2 separate regions of the Homo sapiens genome follow, and region 1 is linked to region 2. Evidence: chromatin loops called from intact Hi-C (ENCODE). Cell type or tissue: PC-9. All regions are shown on one strand. Each heading gives the region's core, and the rest is flanking DNA. Links, peaks and the distances in the headings are about the cores only.

What was found. A loop is a pair of places that touch in the nucleus more often than their neighbours do. Peaks named below come from ENCODE experiments on the same cell type or tissue, not always from the same donor. Only the 100,000 strongest peaks of a DNase experiment are listed, where the experiment ranks them.
Region 1: a loop joins it to region 2, with 19 times the contacts of the local background. A loop is called at or near these places in 2 of 110 quality-filtered maps.

The regions. Positions count from the first base shown.
Region 1 is chr2:204,522,558-204,530,897 of GRCh38, forward strand. No RefSeq gene overlaps it. Among named protein-coding and RNA genes, the nearest start is that of PARD3B, 19 kb to the right of the region's middle. In PC-9, for the core only: no CTCF peak of the experiment used is centred there; no DNase peak of the experiment used is centred there.
Region 2 is chr2:204,660,831-204,669,170 of GRCh38, forward strand. All of the region lies in intron 1 of PARD3B (par-3 family cell polarity regulator beta), which reads left to right. It overlaps LOC124907968 (a long non-coding RNA gene), which reads right to left. Exons shown (of 2, transcript XR_007088057.1): 2 at 8,033-8,266. Among named protein-coding and RNA genes, the nearest start is that of PARD3B, 120 kb to the left of the region's middle. RefSeq lists an enhancer at 3,898-4,465. In PC-9, for the core only: no CTCF peak of the experiment used is centred there; DNase peaks (open chromatin) are centred at 4,201 and 4,651; H3K27ac peaks cover 2,003 bases.

The sequences.
Region 1 (8,340 bases), core at 196-8,195, 140 kb before region 2:
TGAGCCTTGACTTCTGCATTTCTAAAATGGAAAGTAGTGTTTGTTATTCTGTATTTGGCCCCCATCCCCCAAAACAAAGCCATGCACATAGCCTCAGTGAGACTTGCTTGGGTTTAGCCAATGGCAGGTCAGGTTGCAAAAGAGAGAAAGGTTGGAGTATTTCTTAATCTTCTCCTTGCCTCTCAACACTGCAGATCTTCACCTGGCCACAACCCTTCAAGATCAGCTCTGGCAGTGGCTCTTTCTCCATGGTGGTAGCAATCACTGGGCCCCCGTAACACCGTTCCTCCCCTTGCCCTTTCAGTCCTCAGGCAGCCCACCCTCTTGCTACTCTCTGATATCTCACCCTAACTGATATGTGGGTTTAGTAATAATAAGTACTTTCTAGGGTTGTGGATTGGGAATTAAGGTAATACTATGGGAAGAGCACTTAAAACAAGGACTGAGACTTAAGAGCTCAACAGCCATTAGCCATTGTCACTTTGTTCTTCTTCCATCCTTGGAGCCTTAGTTTTCTGACTTTCTTTCCACCTCAGCCTAGAAATCGGCCATCAGCTCCCTTTTACTCCTGTCTATTCCTGCGCCCACCACCACCCACACCCAGCTTCTGAGACCCTGGGTTTTTTTGACTCTCCAGTAGGGACTTTGGACAAGACTGCACATTTCTAAAAATAGCTTATTCATACTGTTAAACAAAATCAATCTTAAAAATTACTCACAAGATTAGAAAATACATATCATTAACTCTCATTTATGAATTATAGCTTTAACATATGTATGCAGCAGCGTAATTTGTGGAGAAATAGATGAAAAACTAACTGTTAACCTCTTAACAGGAGATTCATTCTCAGTAAATCATAAAGGGAGGAATGGATTGGGATAATAACACAGACTAGCAATGGCAGCAGTGGTAAATTTCAGTTTGTCAGATTAATTGAAGAGGCCCATAAAATACCAATAAAGTCCAGTTTTAAAAATAGTTATTAGATGCTTGAGGTTTTTCAGAAATGGATAAGCAAATATAAAACTCTTATTTTGACAGAGCGTAAAAATCTGCCTGTAAAAATTAGTAAAGAAGTTTGGAGCATTATATAGAAATAGAGCCAAAATAACTATTTTAAAAAAGCAAAAAGTAAATGCTTCCGTGAGATTATTTTCAGACCTAGAATTGCACAATTGTAGGAATGACTTTCATAGAAATATTCTGATAGGATACCAACTTAGGACTGGTTAAAAAAAATAACAGAGCCATCTCAAGCTGGGGAAAGAGGGGCTGGAACCCTGCAACTGGAGAACTAGGATATGTTAGACAGGGTTCTCCAGATAAACAGAAACAGTAGAATGTATATATATATGCAAGAGGAGATTTATTATGGGAATTAGCTCAAGCAATTGTAAACACTGAGAGGTTCCACGTTCTGCTGTCTGCAAACTGGAGAACCAGGAAAACTAGTGGTATAATTCAGTCTAATTCTAAAGGCCTATGAACCAGGGCAGCTGAAGATGTAACTCACACTCTGAGGTTGAAGGCCTGAGAATCAGGAAGACTGCTGGTCTAAATACTGAAGTCTGAAGACCTGAGAACTAGGGCAAGATGGATGTCCCACTCAACAAGAGAGAGATAATTTGTCCTTCCTTCACCTTTTTGTTCTATTGGGGCTCTCAGTGATGCCTACCCACACTGGTAAGGGTGCATCTTCTTAGTCCACTGATTCAATTTGTAATCTCTTCAAGAAACACTCTCAGAGATACACCCAGAAATGTTTTACCAGCTATCTGTGCATCCCTTAAGCTAGTCAATTTGACATATAAAATTAACCATTACGCAGGAAAACAGTCACAAACCACTTCCCAGAAGCACTAGCAGGGGTGGCATAACCAGAACTCATAAAAGTGTCTAGAAGCTATGAGTATCTAGTCATTGTAGTAGAAGCATAAACTGAGACTGCAATGCAGGATCTTGAAGGAATCTGCAAAGGGCCATATAAATGAAGCTGCTATGTCTAATCCTCATGGACAAACTGTAACTCAGAACTGTGCTGGGACGTGGACTCTGGGATATGTAGTTTCAGGACTCGGAAGGGTGTGGTGATGGTGGTGATAAGTTGGCAACAGACAATCTTGCAGACGTACCACTGGAGACCATTCTTGATACTTTATAACATAATTTTCTATAATTGTAACAAGAATTATATGCAGTAGGTATGTTTATCCCCATTTTATTGGGGCCAGAGAGATGTAGGAACTGGGGCCGGAGAGATGTGGTAACTTCTACAAGGTCATATTTGTCTAGCTTTCTGTGATCCTTCTTCTCTATGTGAATTATGAAAGGCCATGCTCCTTTTATCTTAAGAATCCTCCAAATTACCATTAACATAAGAGCTAACATTTTCTATCATAGAAAATAAAGTATATGAGAACGATAAGTGGGATTAGTTTGAATGAGTTTTGCAAATGAATGTCAAGAATTTATCAAGTTCTCTTTTTCAGATTAGCACTCACTGTGAGCTCATAACTGGTAGTGGCTCAGAGTGCAAAATAAATCTTATTCCCACAAGTTGAGTTTGTACTGAGTTCCAGTGAAATAATACCTTGCCTTTCAGCCACTAGAAAGTGACTTGGCTTTCCCAATGGTGAAGATAAATGAATAAAATTTAGGGGAAGAGAAGCGAGCTTCTGGAAGTCTAAGGCTGGGGATAAGTGGGGAAGTGGGGTGCATTCTTTTTTTTTTTTTTTTTTTTTTTTTTTGAGATGGAGTCTTGCTCTGTGGCCCAGGCTGGAGTGCAGTGGCACAATCTTGGCTCACTGCAAGCTCCACCTCCCGGTTCACGCCATTCTCCTGCCTCAGCCTTTCAAGTAGCTGGGACTACAGGTGCCCACCACCATGCCCGGCTAGTATTTTGTATTTTTAGTAGAGATGGGGTTTCACCGCATTAGTCAGGATGGTCTCGATCTCCTGACCTCGTGATCTGCCCACCTCGGCCTCCCAAAGTGCTGGGATTACAGGTGTGAGCCACCGTGCCCGGTCGGGTGCACTCTTAATCGGAACCAGGACTTTAATTCCACCTACTGACTCCAAGATCATCCCAAGCTGGGCCCACTCAAGAACAGACTCAGACTGGGAATTGCCTCACAATTTAACTAGTCTTCAGGACCAGAATTATTTGAAATAGTATCTGCATCTGCCCTAACAGTTGCAAGTTCAACATTCATTCTCAAACTGTAAGTTTCTCTATGACGGAGATGCAGTAAAGAAAAAGAATGGCAATTTCTGCTTGGTGTTTATGTAAATATGAAAGTAAAAGTATGCAAAGGCTAAATGCAGAGTATTGGCTGGCCAGGAAAGTCAATTAATTCAAAAGAAAAGAAAAGTGTGAGAGAATCCAGGTTAAGAGTCTGAAGGTCAAGTTGAAGGCAAAGAGGAAATGTTAATGGAAAGAAGGAGTGGAAGTGGTAAGAAGTGTATGAATGTGGTTAGAGGGCAATTTCAGAAACCAAAAGCTTTGAGAGGGAGCAGTTTAAAAAGACATGAAGGTCTAGTGTATGGATGAATGAGTAGGTGCCTGAGGTCAAGTTAAGTTGAAGGTTACAGGCACCTAGCAAACTCAGAAATGATATGGGCAGGCCAATGCATATTGATGGTGAAGTAACTGGTATTGTTAATCATGTCAGCCATACTCTCTATTCTCTGGTCCTCCTCACCCTCTATTCCACCCACCATGCTAATCCTCAGATTACTGTCAGAGACAACCGTATAACCATGCTGATGGGCTCTGTTGGAAATGTACGGTTCTTGAACTTCATTGAGTTCATAGTCATGCTTAGCAACCTTCAGGTCACCCAGTCAGTTCACCTTTTAATTCACAGCAATATCTCCTTGAAACTCAAAGCCATGTACCCTTCATGCTGCCACTCTCATTCTCAATAGACCACCTTACCTCCAACCTCACAGAAAAAAGGCGATCAGGCAGAACTTCCTTAAAACCTTCCTTTTCCTATTCAAACTTACCCATCATTTTAGCCATCCTTATCTCTTTCCACTTTTTGCTTAATCTAACCTATTCTAAGACTTGCTCCATGAATTACACCTCTAGCTTTTATCCATGATATCTACTTTTCTACTGGATTCCTCCCCAGGGCTATAAATGCAACCACGTCTACTTCACCCTAAAACAAATATTCACCTGTCTATGACCACTTATGCTGCCACCACATCCTTTTCTTCCTGTAACAGCCTTTTTTTGTTTGTTTTTGTTTGTTTGTTTGAGACAGAGTCTTGCTCTGTCTCCCAGGCTGGAGTGCAGTGGCACAATCTTGGCTCACTGCAATGTCTGCCTCCTGGGTTCAAGCTGTTCTCCTGCCTCAGCCTCCCAAGTAGTTGGGATTACAGGAGGGTACCACCACGCCCAGCTAATTTTTGTATTTTTAGTAGAGATGGGGCTTCACCATGTTGACCAGGCTGGTCTCAAACTCCTGACCTCAGGTGATCTGCCTGCCTCAGCCTCCCAAAGTGCTGGGATTACAGGTATGAGCCACTGTACCTGGCCAACAGCCCATTTTATAAAGCCTCACTTTCTTTGTTCCTCACCAGTCATTCACTCCAGCAATTCATTGAAACATGCAGCAAACATGACAACTAAAATCTGGTTTATGCATCCACTACTCAACTGAAACTCTACCAAAAAAGACTACTTCCAACTTACCTGCCACATTTAGTCCTCATCTTTCTCATCCCTGTGAGACTTTTGTGACCATACTCGTTGGAATCTTCTCCCACATTAGCCTTAGAGGCATCTGTCACTTCTTGGTCTTCTTGAACCTCTCTATCCATTTGTTCAGGGTCTCCTTGGAGAGTCTTCTCCTTCCCTTTAAATGGTATTGCTCCCCAGGGCTCCTCTTCAATCTTTCTTTCTTGTTTTACATACTGTCTCATCAGTGACATCAAATCCTGTGAATTGAATCATACACATGATTCTAAAACCTAGATTCAGCCCCAATATCTCCTCTGAGCCAGTTTCCCAATTGCCTACTATTTTTATCCATTTTCCCTGCAAGCACTTCAAATTCAACACATTCAAAACAGAACTCATTAATTCTCCCTTGTGTTAGCCTATTTTTCTGTTGCTGTAAAGAAATATCCAAGACTGGGTAATTTATAAAGAAAATATGTTTAATTGACTCATGGTTCTTCAGGCTGTACAGGAAGCATGGCACTGGCATCTGCTTTGCTTCTGGTGAGTCCTCAGGGAGATTTTACTCATGGAAGAAGGTGAAGTGGGAGTGGGGGTGTCACATGGCCAGTGAGGAAGCAAGAGAAAGGAGAGATGCCACCCTCTTTTACAACTAGATTTTGCATTAACTCAGAACAAGAACACACTCATTATCATGAGGACAGCACCAAGTCATTCATGAAGGGTCTACTCCCCAAACACCTCCCACCAGGCCCCACTTCCAACATTGGGGATTACACTTCAGCATGAGATTTGGAAGGGACACACTTCTAATCTATATTACCCCTACACCAGATTTTTGTCTTTTGTAAGATTTCTCCCCAGAAAGGAGAAAGTGAAGGAGGCTAGATAAAATGAACAAATTAAGAGTCTTCAGCATGAAGAATAAGAAGGGAGGAGGGGAAAGGGTTCCTAAAAATTACAGCCAGCATTTATTGCCTATTTCATATATGCCAGGCATTGAGTTAGGCAGTTTTCACAGATCATTATCTTGTATGCTGTCACAGCCATCTTGTGAGGTGCTGTGGTAAGCAAAATAATGGTCTCCTAAAGATGTCTAGGTCCTTATCCCCAGAACCTGTGAATATGTTACCTTATATAGCAAAAAGGACTTTGCACATGTGATTTTGTGGGTGAAGGATTTCGCACATGAGATTAAGTGAAGGATATTGAGATGAGATGATTATCCTGATTATTTGGGTAGGCCCAATGTAGTCCAAATGGCCTTATAAGAGGGAGGCAGGGGGTCAGAGAAGGAGATGTGAAGATGGAAGTAGAGGGTGGAGTGATAGGGTCATGAGCCAAGGAATGTGGGCAGCCTCTAGAAACTGTAAAAGGCAAGGAAGAGATTTTTCTCTAGTGCCTTCAGAAGGAATACCTTGAAATCAGCCCTGTAAGAACCATTTTAGACTTCTGAGCTTCAGACTGTAAAATAATACATGTGTATTGTTTTAAGCTACTAAGTTAGTGGTAAATTGTTACAGCAGCATGTGTACTAGTATTAGCTCCACTCACACACAAGGAAATTAAAGCCTAAGGACTTAAATAATTGCGCTGAGGTCACACAACTAGTAAGTGGTAGAGCTGGGATTCAAACTCAGGTAATCTCAGCTGGCCACCTCATGCTCTTAACTGCAATGCTATGTGCACGCAATGCCTGCAGATCTAGAGAGGGCTAGCTTTGTTTCCAGGACAGAGCTATGGATTCAAGTTAGAGTCAACCAATTAAGAGACTCGACAGAAAAATGAAGAATAAGAGAAGAGAAAGCTGGGCTATCTGTTCTCCCAGTTATGTGGCACATTTGGTGTCTCTGGAGCCTGGTGCACTGGGTGACGACTGTGCCACTTAACCTGTGGCCACAGATTCTGTGGGGTAGTGCTATCCCACAGCTGTGCCTCTATCCAGGATCTGGTATCTGCCCTGTCCTCTTGCCTTCTCAGGCCTCCGGGCATTAAGCTTCTTGCTCGCTAATCTCTGTACACTCTCCCTTGTTGGCTCCCTTCACCCTGCCCACACTTGCAAATTGTTCCCACATTAAACTCTTTTCAATTAACCCTTTAAGTGAACCATCTGTTTCCTGCCGGGTCCCTGACTGGTATGATGTTCAAGGTGAGGATGCAACAGCTGCAGAAAAGTTGACACAGTGGCATCAGCAGATGGTCAGTGTTCAAAGAGCAGAGGTAGTTGCATGATGGCAGGATTATTGTATGGGAAACAGAGCTGGGTCTAGATAAAGTGATTTGGTCAGAGACATTTTCAGGAAAGGTGATGATGTTACCCAAAAGTCAGAGTTCAGGTGGGGTAGCCAGAGCATTATGGAAGAAGTCGAGTTTACAGTATCCCAAATATAAACGTTGTTAGTAGTTTTGCAACTTCCAGTGGGAAATTTGAAGAGTGGGCTGACCGTGTCAGTTCAGAGGAGTTTTTATTAGACTTACAGATGTAGAGGTGCATTCATGGGTGCAGTGCCATTACATGTTAAAGAATTGTTTCATTACTATGTTTGGACAACACTGTAGAGTGTCTTGCCATGTCCCTAGGGTTGGGTAACTCTGCTTTAGGTGTAGGCCCCAGCCTCTGCTTGTTGCCCCTGTTCAAACTTGGATGCCTTCTGCTGTACTGACCAGATACGTATCCCTCAATCTGAGCCAGGAGCACTTTTACTTTCTGAATCGGACTAGTTTTCAGTTTCCCTGCCTCTGGGCAGGTTAGGCCAGATGGTAGACACACCTCTGCAAATGGACTTCTTCAAAGGCCGCACTTTGGCCTTGGGAGTGTGAGACTTTGGCAGAGTGATTTGAGCAATAAAACCTTACATATGCACAGCATATTTTTTTCAAGGAGTTTGGATATTTCCTACCATAGTGAATGTCAGGGACAAAAGGCAAAAGATTGGGAAGCTGTCTCATAGCTAGATTCAATTCCCTTATTGTCCCTGACTCAAGGTGTGGAGTGGTGTTTTCCTCGCCCACGAGGTTGTAGGAATTTACCTTACTATACTCTGCTTCTCCCCATCCCCCCACAAAAAAAGAATGATAGCGTTGTCCAAAGGTACTTTCCAGGGGTTCTGTCAGTTAGGAAGTCAGAGGCAGTTCTTAGCCTGTGCATCTGAGCATAAAAGCTTTTCAGTGCCCACAAATAGGGAAGTCTGAGAAATTGGCTCAAGCCAACTAAATCTACTAAAAGTGAAGTCTAAATCAGAAAGCACTATTGAAAAGTCTTTTGTCTCATGTCAATTCTCATAACAATCCTGAAAGGTATGTAGGATCTCTTATGAATTCCCATTAAGACAAGGAAACTGAGACACAGAAAGGGTGAGTCACTTGTCCAGAATCCCACAGGTAGTAGGTGGCAGAGCCCAGCTCGGGACCCAGACATCCAGTTCAGTAGCCTGTGCCAGTCTTCAAGGTGGTACTTAGACAAGACATTCATGAAGTAGTATTTGGATCACACATTTTCTCCCTGAGGCAAACAGATGGAAATGTAACCTACAGTCAAGATTACTTGGGGAATATTAAGTACAAACAAAGAGGAATTAGGTTTTCTTAATGAAGGGTTCTTCAGCTAAGAGTGCTTGAAACATATTCTTCCCCCACCGAGGAGAGCATC
Region 2 (8,340 bases), core at 227-8,226:
TCTAGTTGATCTTAACATGAGTTTAATTTTAAAGTATTAATGTATAGAACATGCAGTGTGGCTTTGTGAGTTATGCCAAAAATGAAGCCATTAATTCCCAAGTTGAGTTTAAACCCAAATTTTCTTTCATTGCAGTGCCTGGATACCTGTGTATTGGATGAGCAGTTGAGTACTGATGCTTTCCCCAGGGAGCACTGCCAGTGACTTGCCCTACAAGTCAGGCCTCCTTTTAAGTCAGGCCTAGTAGTGAGCAGTGATTCTTCCTAGTAACAACTGATAGATTGAGGGACATTTTTGAAGCACTCAATTCCTCAGTTTCTTTTCCATTATACTTTTTTGTTAAATTAGGAACAGGTAGTAACCCTTCCTCTTTCCCCATCTCAAACCCAAAAGAATGTCCCCAGGAAGATTACCCAGTGACATTCACAGTAAAGGTGAATAAATGTTAGTGTGAATCCACAAGGCTGGTGTTAACGGTTTTTCCCTTCCCCTTTGCTTGTGTTTCCCACCTGCTGAATAAGAATACCTGAAGAAGTGTCAAGAAGATGCTGCTGTTGAAGGCCTTGGAGTCCCCGAGATGCAACTTACTTTCCCCTTTAAAATATCTAAACAAGACATTTAATATTGAAACCAAGTACCTCATGACCAGAGGCAGAATGAGCCACAATATTCAGGAACCATTTCCTCATCTCCATCTGGAATACAGTACTCTGCTATAGGGGTTTTCAAACTTTTGTTCACAGGACCTCTTTGCTGTCTTAACTCCTTGAGAACCCAAATGAGCTTAAGTATATGTGGCTTATATTTATCAATATTTTGGATTAGATATTATAACTAAGGGATTCTAAATTATTTAACAAATTTATTTAAAAATAAACCCATTACATGTTGATGAAATAATATATTTTTATGAGAAAATAACTATCTTCTAAGAACAAAAATCTTTACTGAAAAAAGTATTGTTTTACATTTTCACAGATTTCTTTAGTGTCTGATTTAAGGGAAGACAGCTGGATTCTTATATCTCCTTCTGCATTCAATCTGTTGTGCCTATTTTGGTTTATGTAGAAACTGGGCCTCATACAAATATGTAGCTGGAAAAGAAAGGATCATTTTAATACTCTTTTCAGGTAATTTTGGGTATTCTTCTCTAATACTGTACTAAAACTTGACAAATGGTAGTTTCTTAAGGATTTCTTACAAGGGAGAAAATGAAACAATATCAATGAACTTTCTGTACTGTAAAATACACTGGTCTATCTTGCATTTTGAATGGAACTGTTATCCACACGTGATTTTGTAACATCATACATTTGTCCCTTGGAAAATATTCATAGATTGAGTTATGCAGATCTTCCAAATAGTGACAGATTTTATTATTTGTTATCAAAATCATTGCATTTATTAATATTACCACTGATCTTATCAGAAAGGTTCTTCAGTACTGGGAAGCTGTCAAGCTCATGGTGGCAAATACAAGTTGGCAAAAATTCTAATTTTCCTTTGAAAGCTGGAATTTTATTATTGGCAACAGATACAGTGAGTTTTCATTGAAGTAATGGGCTTACTTTATATATTTTCAAGAAAATCTTTGCCAAATAACCAGTCTGGAAAACCATCATCTGCCTTTCAGTCATTCATTCAAATAAAAAAATGGTGTTCCATGAAAACAGCAGGTGGTTCAGCTTGCAACATAATCACACAAGTTCTTTTTCTTTGCAGAACCATCATACATCAGAAGTGCTTCATGTGTACTTCCTATTTTGTCACATAGAATATTAAAGATACGTAAGTTCAAGGGTTGAGGTTTAATAACATTTATAATTGTTATTGCTTGGTTACAGACCTTGAGTGAAACTGCCTGTTGTTTATGTTTTGAACTGGTACTGGGTAGTGGTAAAAAACAAAATGACTATTCATATAGTTGGGTGCCTCTGCCATTATTCATGCTAAGACACCAGCAGTTTGACCCGCCATCAGTCCAAATGGCAACACAGTAAATAAGGCCAATAACATGATAGAATTATTATGGAAATAGCTTTGACCTTTTGGACTTGAGACCCCCAAGAGTCTGTGGACCAACTTTAAAAACTGCTGTTCTATTACATATTTTCCAAATGCCTGGTTTGCATTATCAGATTTACTCTCATACTGTAACCCCATTATACTTCATCAAGAAGTGGGGCTATGCTACCTTTCCTCCCTTATCCAAACACCAAAACTAACCATATAGGTATCTTTACATTTGCCACATTTTAGTAATTCCTTATCCCAGTTCGCCATGACGAACATGTAGACATGAGCTTAATCCAAGCTGTAACCATGGTTACTGTTTTCCCCAGGCTGGCCCTACTTGTTGGGCCACAGCTGGCTCGTACCTGCTGTCTTGCCCATTGCTGCCCACCCTGCCATTCTCATGTGAGCTAGCCTCGGCTTCCTGAGGTTCCCTATGAGGTATCCTGAGCTCTGCATGGACACATCCTTCTACTGAATTTTAGTGCCATGACAGTGAGAATATCACCCGCATCCCTTAGTTGCAGTGTCAGTGCTTAAAGGTATTTGCTGAACTTACAATCATATTGGGAAATGTGAGTATTAAAGTCAAAACACTTCTGGAACCTAAACTCATACCTATTGTACTGATTTTTACCAGATAAAGGAAATGATGACACTTATTAGTTGGCTTGGATTTTAAAATATAAAGATCGTATTGAAGGTAGATGGATAGGAGGTGAAGTATTTGAAATGCGGCATTGGACCTGGGCTTACAAACTCCAGGTGTGATTCCTCCTCTTACCAGCTCTTTCACCTTCTGTGAGGTGAGCTACCTCTTTGAGCCTTATTTTTCTTGTCTGTAGGAGAGTGTTAATATTTACCCGTAAGTGTTGTAGGGAAGATTAATCTCGTTTTGTAGATAGCAGCTACCATACTGTGTGGACATAGTAGATAACTATTTTAAAAATCATAATTTATAAATTTGGTAATTAGACATTTACAGATCTGATTTCAGCTGTCATATACGGTTGCATTATTATAGTGTGAATTCATGCCCCCATGATTTTAAAAAGTGGTGTTTTTGGCATGTGTGCATTCGCTGAAGTTGTAAAACACATTTTTTAAGTGTACAAGTAATGGACAGCAGATGAGAAACAGATTGCAAAAACTCTTTTCAGTATCCAAACATGACAGTAAACTCATATTGTTCAAAGAATAGGGCCCTTAATTGGGTGGGATTTTTATTTGATTTATGACCTGAGGCTAATACTGTGGCTTGGATATGTTCTAACCCCATGACTGTCTAATAGCTTACATATATGTTGGGTAGTAATGCCAGTGGATAGGTTTTATTCTGAGAACCTTCATTCTTAACTCAAATCTCAAAAATAGATGACAAGGCAGAAAATATTTGGGGTGATAAGATTGAATATGGAATAGAGCATCAATTGCTTGCTCTCAGATACTAGTCTTTTTTGTTTTTCAAGTAATGGAGAAACCATATATTATTTTCATCTGGGAGTGTCTGTTGTGTTTGCATGCACCAGATGAGCTGGAGAAGTTGTGGCCTGCAAGTAACATAAAGCAAATAAAATTTTTGCCAGACGGGGCATAACTAAATGCTTACCACCCTCCCTGAAAGTTAGTTACGTTTTGATCATTGGTCTGCTATATTGAATGCTGATTTTTTTTTCCAGTTTGACATGATAGTAAGTGACATTGCATTGTATAAAAAGGATATTTTTATTTACACACACTTAAAAATGGATCCTGGGTTTTAAGGAAATTTCCTTTTAAGCACATTTTGGCTCTGGTAAAATCTATTCTGAAGAACTTATAGGCAAATAGCTTTTGAGAATTTGGACTCATTAGCAGGGCTTATTTCTTTGGCTATATTTCCTGATAATAGTTTTCTGTAAGCTATGTGAATGTCAGAGAGCAGAAATAGTCAGAATTTTTCTTCTGAGCTCATTAGTGAATGCATACAGGATGAGGTAGCCTGAAACAGTTTGAGGTATAATCAGTGTCTTCTCACTCTCTCCTTTTCTTTCATCTCATTCTTTACCATGTTTGTTGGGCATTAGTTTAAAAGCCTAGCATTTAATAGGAACTTTGGCATATGTAAATATTTTCTAGGTTCAGTTTTAGCAAATCCGTTGCTCTCATGAAGACTGTAGAGAAAATGTTTGTACTGATTTAGGAATGTTAAGAATGTGGTGGGGAGTGGCTCTTCAGAATACTGCAGTGTGGTAATCATGTTTGTGGCTATGATTTTCTTGTTTTTGTTTTTTTTTTTGTCTTTGTTCTTTCATCTCAGCTTTTCAAAATCTTTAGAAAATATAAGATATTCCCATTTTAGGGTTTAGAAAATGACTCAAATATATGCATATAGTTGTGAAAGGTGTTGAGATAGCCTCAAATAATAAGCTATATCTTTTGACCATATTATAGGTGGGGTCTCTGCCTGGGAATGACCCACCCTCAAGCTGTTTGGCTCCTGTTAAAAGGACTAGAAGGGCTCTGCCAGAGGAACAAGGATGCTCTTCCTGGTGTGGCTCTTCTGTGGCATCTGGTTCAGGGCTGTGGTCCCACTCCCAATGGCAGATTTTCTTATTTTAGAGGGAGTGAGTCACATTCCTCAACCAGTGGATGAAAAATTCCAGCCATTCCAATTATCCACGCCTATGATCCCTTCTGTTTTACACAGATCATTGAGTCCCAACTCACTAGACCAAGACTCAGGGAAATCATGCTATGATCTTGGCTGTGCCATTGGCCAATTTTGTGACCTCAGGGAGTGTGTAAAATCTGGGTCTCAATTTCCTCATCTGTAAAATGAAGTAATTAGAAGAAAGGCCCTTTTTGATGACACAGTCTGTGACCTCTAACTGGTAATTTTTATAAGTATTCTCACAAGAAAGCTGTGGTTGCAAGAAACTAGAAATTAGTGGGATAAATGAGATCTAACATAGGCATCGATTAGCGTACTTCTTACCAAGTTTTAGAGGGCTCCAAGGAATATCTTGGGCTGTATATGTGATATAGCAAACTTTAAAGAGTTTGTGACTGTGACATTGTCCTCTCACAGAGTATAAAGCTGTTCAGTAACTATTTATGGAATGATGAATGAGTTTGCCTGATGCCTACTGGTATGAATTTTCCTTCTTGAACTTACTCTGGTACTAACCATTCTTTGTCTGAATATGATGATCTTTTCCATGCAGCAGTCACCAGTAGTAATGGACTTGACTGCCTGTGGAGCCCAGGCAATCTTTATAATGATGGATTGGGCTCTCAAGTGGGGGAGTAAAGCATTTTAAGTTGATGAAGACATTGCCCCTGCTCTTGAGAAAGAAACAAATAAGCAACTAATCATAGAGGCAAAATGAAATAATAGATGTAATCAAAATGTGAACAAGGTAATGGTGGGTGCGATGGAATAATAAATTAATTCTAATTGGAGAACTGAGGAAGGATTCATATGTGAGATGAAGAGTCATGAAGGTTGGACCTAGAGAGATACTCTCTAATATTAAACTAGAGAGGGAAAAATAAAAGGTAATTTCAGCAAAGGAGAAGGGCTTTTTGGATTAAAGCAGTAGTAGGACTCCAAATATGTCACTATAGGAAGGGCATGGAATATTTGGAGAAAAGTGAGTCGATGTAGAGAAACCAATAGGTGGCTATTGCTGTAGTGAGAGCAAGAGATGATGGTTAACTTGGCCCAGAGAGTAGTTGTAAGAGTGAAGGGAAGTGAACAGCTTGAGATAGATTTAGAAGATAAAGTCAATAGAATTTGTCGATGGATATCATAAGGGGGGTTATAGAGAGGGGTATAGATGAATCCTAGAATTTTGGCTCACACAAGTGGGAAACTATCACCATTTGCTATGAAAAAAAAACACCTAAGGTGTAGAATGCCATGCACTCAGTTTTGGGCATGTAGGTTTAGGCATCTATGTTGAGATGTAAGGTTGGAGCCCTCAGTAATAAGTCATGGTAGAAATGTGTTTGGGAGCCATCCAGGTTAAAGTCCTAGCGGTAGATGAGCTTACTGGAGAGAAAACAGAGATATGGAAAAGTAGAGTCATGTATCTAGGACTGAGTGAACATTGAGGGATTTGGATGTAAAGGCTGAGCAGAAGATGCTGATTGACAAAGGAAACTGAGAACTGGACATATGCATTGAATGGTGTGAATATAAGGGAGACAGCTTATGTCCGGATACCCATCTGGGAGAGAGGATGAGGAAATGCTGAGTAGGCCATGGTAAGGCAAGAGAATGGCAGAAAGACTTAATCATGGGTGTTATAAAAATTACTTAGGAGTGGTCTTAAAATTACTGGGGATATTTCTCTTTGATTAGAGTTCACTAGGCTGGAATCTTCATAAAAGCAGGGGCTGTGTTCCCTTGTTCATTACTGTAACTGCAGCAAGCTCAGTGCCTCTGCATAGAAATCACCCAATACATGATGTTGGCAAATGCTCAAATATTTGTTTTTTTTAAACTCAATTTTTTTACCTTAAATATTTTTTTTTACCTCAAATTCCTCAGATATCATGTGTTTTCCTTGACTCTGAATATTACCTCCATGCATATAACTTACCAATGTGTATGTCCTAGGTCTGACCTCTCTTCTGAGTTCCAGTCCCAGATTTTTAGCTGCCTGTTAGACTTCTTTACCTGGATCACTTGGAGGCATCTCACATTCAATTAAGGCAAATACTGAACTTGACTCACATTTTCCACCTTCCCATTCTGTCACTCATGCTTTCTTCTTTGTTACAGATCTTATAATGGACTCTCTTCTAGTCTAATTTTTTGTGTGCATGTGAATGTGTGTGCTTGTGTGTGTGAGAGCCTCTGCCTTCCATGGGGGAGTCACAAATAGTGAAAAAGGCAGTCACACATAGTGAGAAAAGGCAGCGCTTTCATAGAATCTTTATATTCCCACTATGCCTTATGCTGTGCCTTTCATGTAGTCACACTAAATAACAGTTTGGTTTAAATCAGGGTTTGTTAACAAGCCATATAAATTTTTGGACTCTGCCTTTTAGCATGTGAAAGACTTGTGAAGATTTCAAAGACAAATAAGAAAAAGTATGCCTAACGAGGTGTATATATAAAGAGAGTTAAAACATTGGTGATTCTTGTATGGACAGAAGAAAGCAGGGGATCATTTGATAATAAACCTACATTTCTGTTGTGGAAGGAGGTGTAAATAAATGAAAAGCCTTCTTTCAAGTCTATGAAGTCTTATTTACTGTGGAGGCATTCTAATCATTTCCCCAATCTGAAAGGACTGAATAAGCAGGAGAGAGAGGAGAGAGTTGGTCTGGAAATATTTTCCCCATGGTGAGCATAGCTCTAAAGGTCAATGGATGGACTGATGCAGTCAGCTGGTGACACTTGAATGGCCTTACCCAGCTGGCATCTGTTCTGATTGATTAGCGCTTCTGTGCTTTAGATTAGAAGTTATTATTGAAATATGTGTTTGGCTCACTTTGAATTCTTATTGACTCAGTTAGTTTACGTTTCATTTCAATTCTAGATTTTCCATCTCTGTTTCATACCTCTGTTGTCTCATGGACTGTTTAAAAACTAATGCTTTCCTTGAGTAAGATTCTCCAGAATGTCAGGCCCAGAAGTTGAATTTGACTCAACGTTTCCTGAAGATTGGACTTCTAAATTAACACTAAAAGTTTCCGAAGATATGTTTTTTAGTTACGTCATCAGCTTAATTTGTAACCCTTTTCATTCCAAATACATCTCTGAGGTAAGTCTTCTAGCACACTGACTTTTATTTACATTTAATTCGGAATATTCTTAGTGCTGTTAAGACACCTTTTTCATAAAAAAGACAATACATTCCGTCCTTATGGTTGGCAGAGTAACACCATCTGAAAGATGTCTACTTCCTAGTCCCTAGAACATTTGTATATGTGATGTTACATGACAAATGAGAATTAAGGTAACATATGAAATTAAGATTGGTCAGTTTACTTTAAGCTAGAGAGATTAACCTGGTGGGCTCAGTGTAATCACAGGGGTCTTTATTTGTGGAAGAGGGAAGCAGGAGAGAAGGTCAGACTTGACTGGCCATTTATGGTTTTGAAGTTGGAAGGGACCAAAGAGCTAAAGAATGTGGGCAACCTCTTCAGAAGGTAGAAAAAGCAAGTTAATGAATCCTCCCTTGGAGCCTCCAGAAAGGAATTCAGGTCCACTCACATCTTGATGTTCACCTAGTAAGATCCACGCCTGACTTCAGGCCTGCAGAATTAGAAGATAATAAATCAGTGTTATTGCAGTCCACTAAGTTGGTAGGTAATTTGTAACCGGAGAAA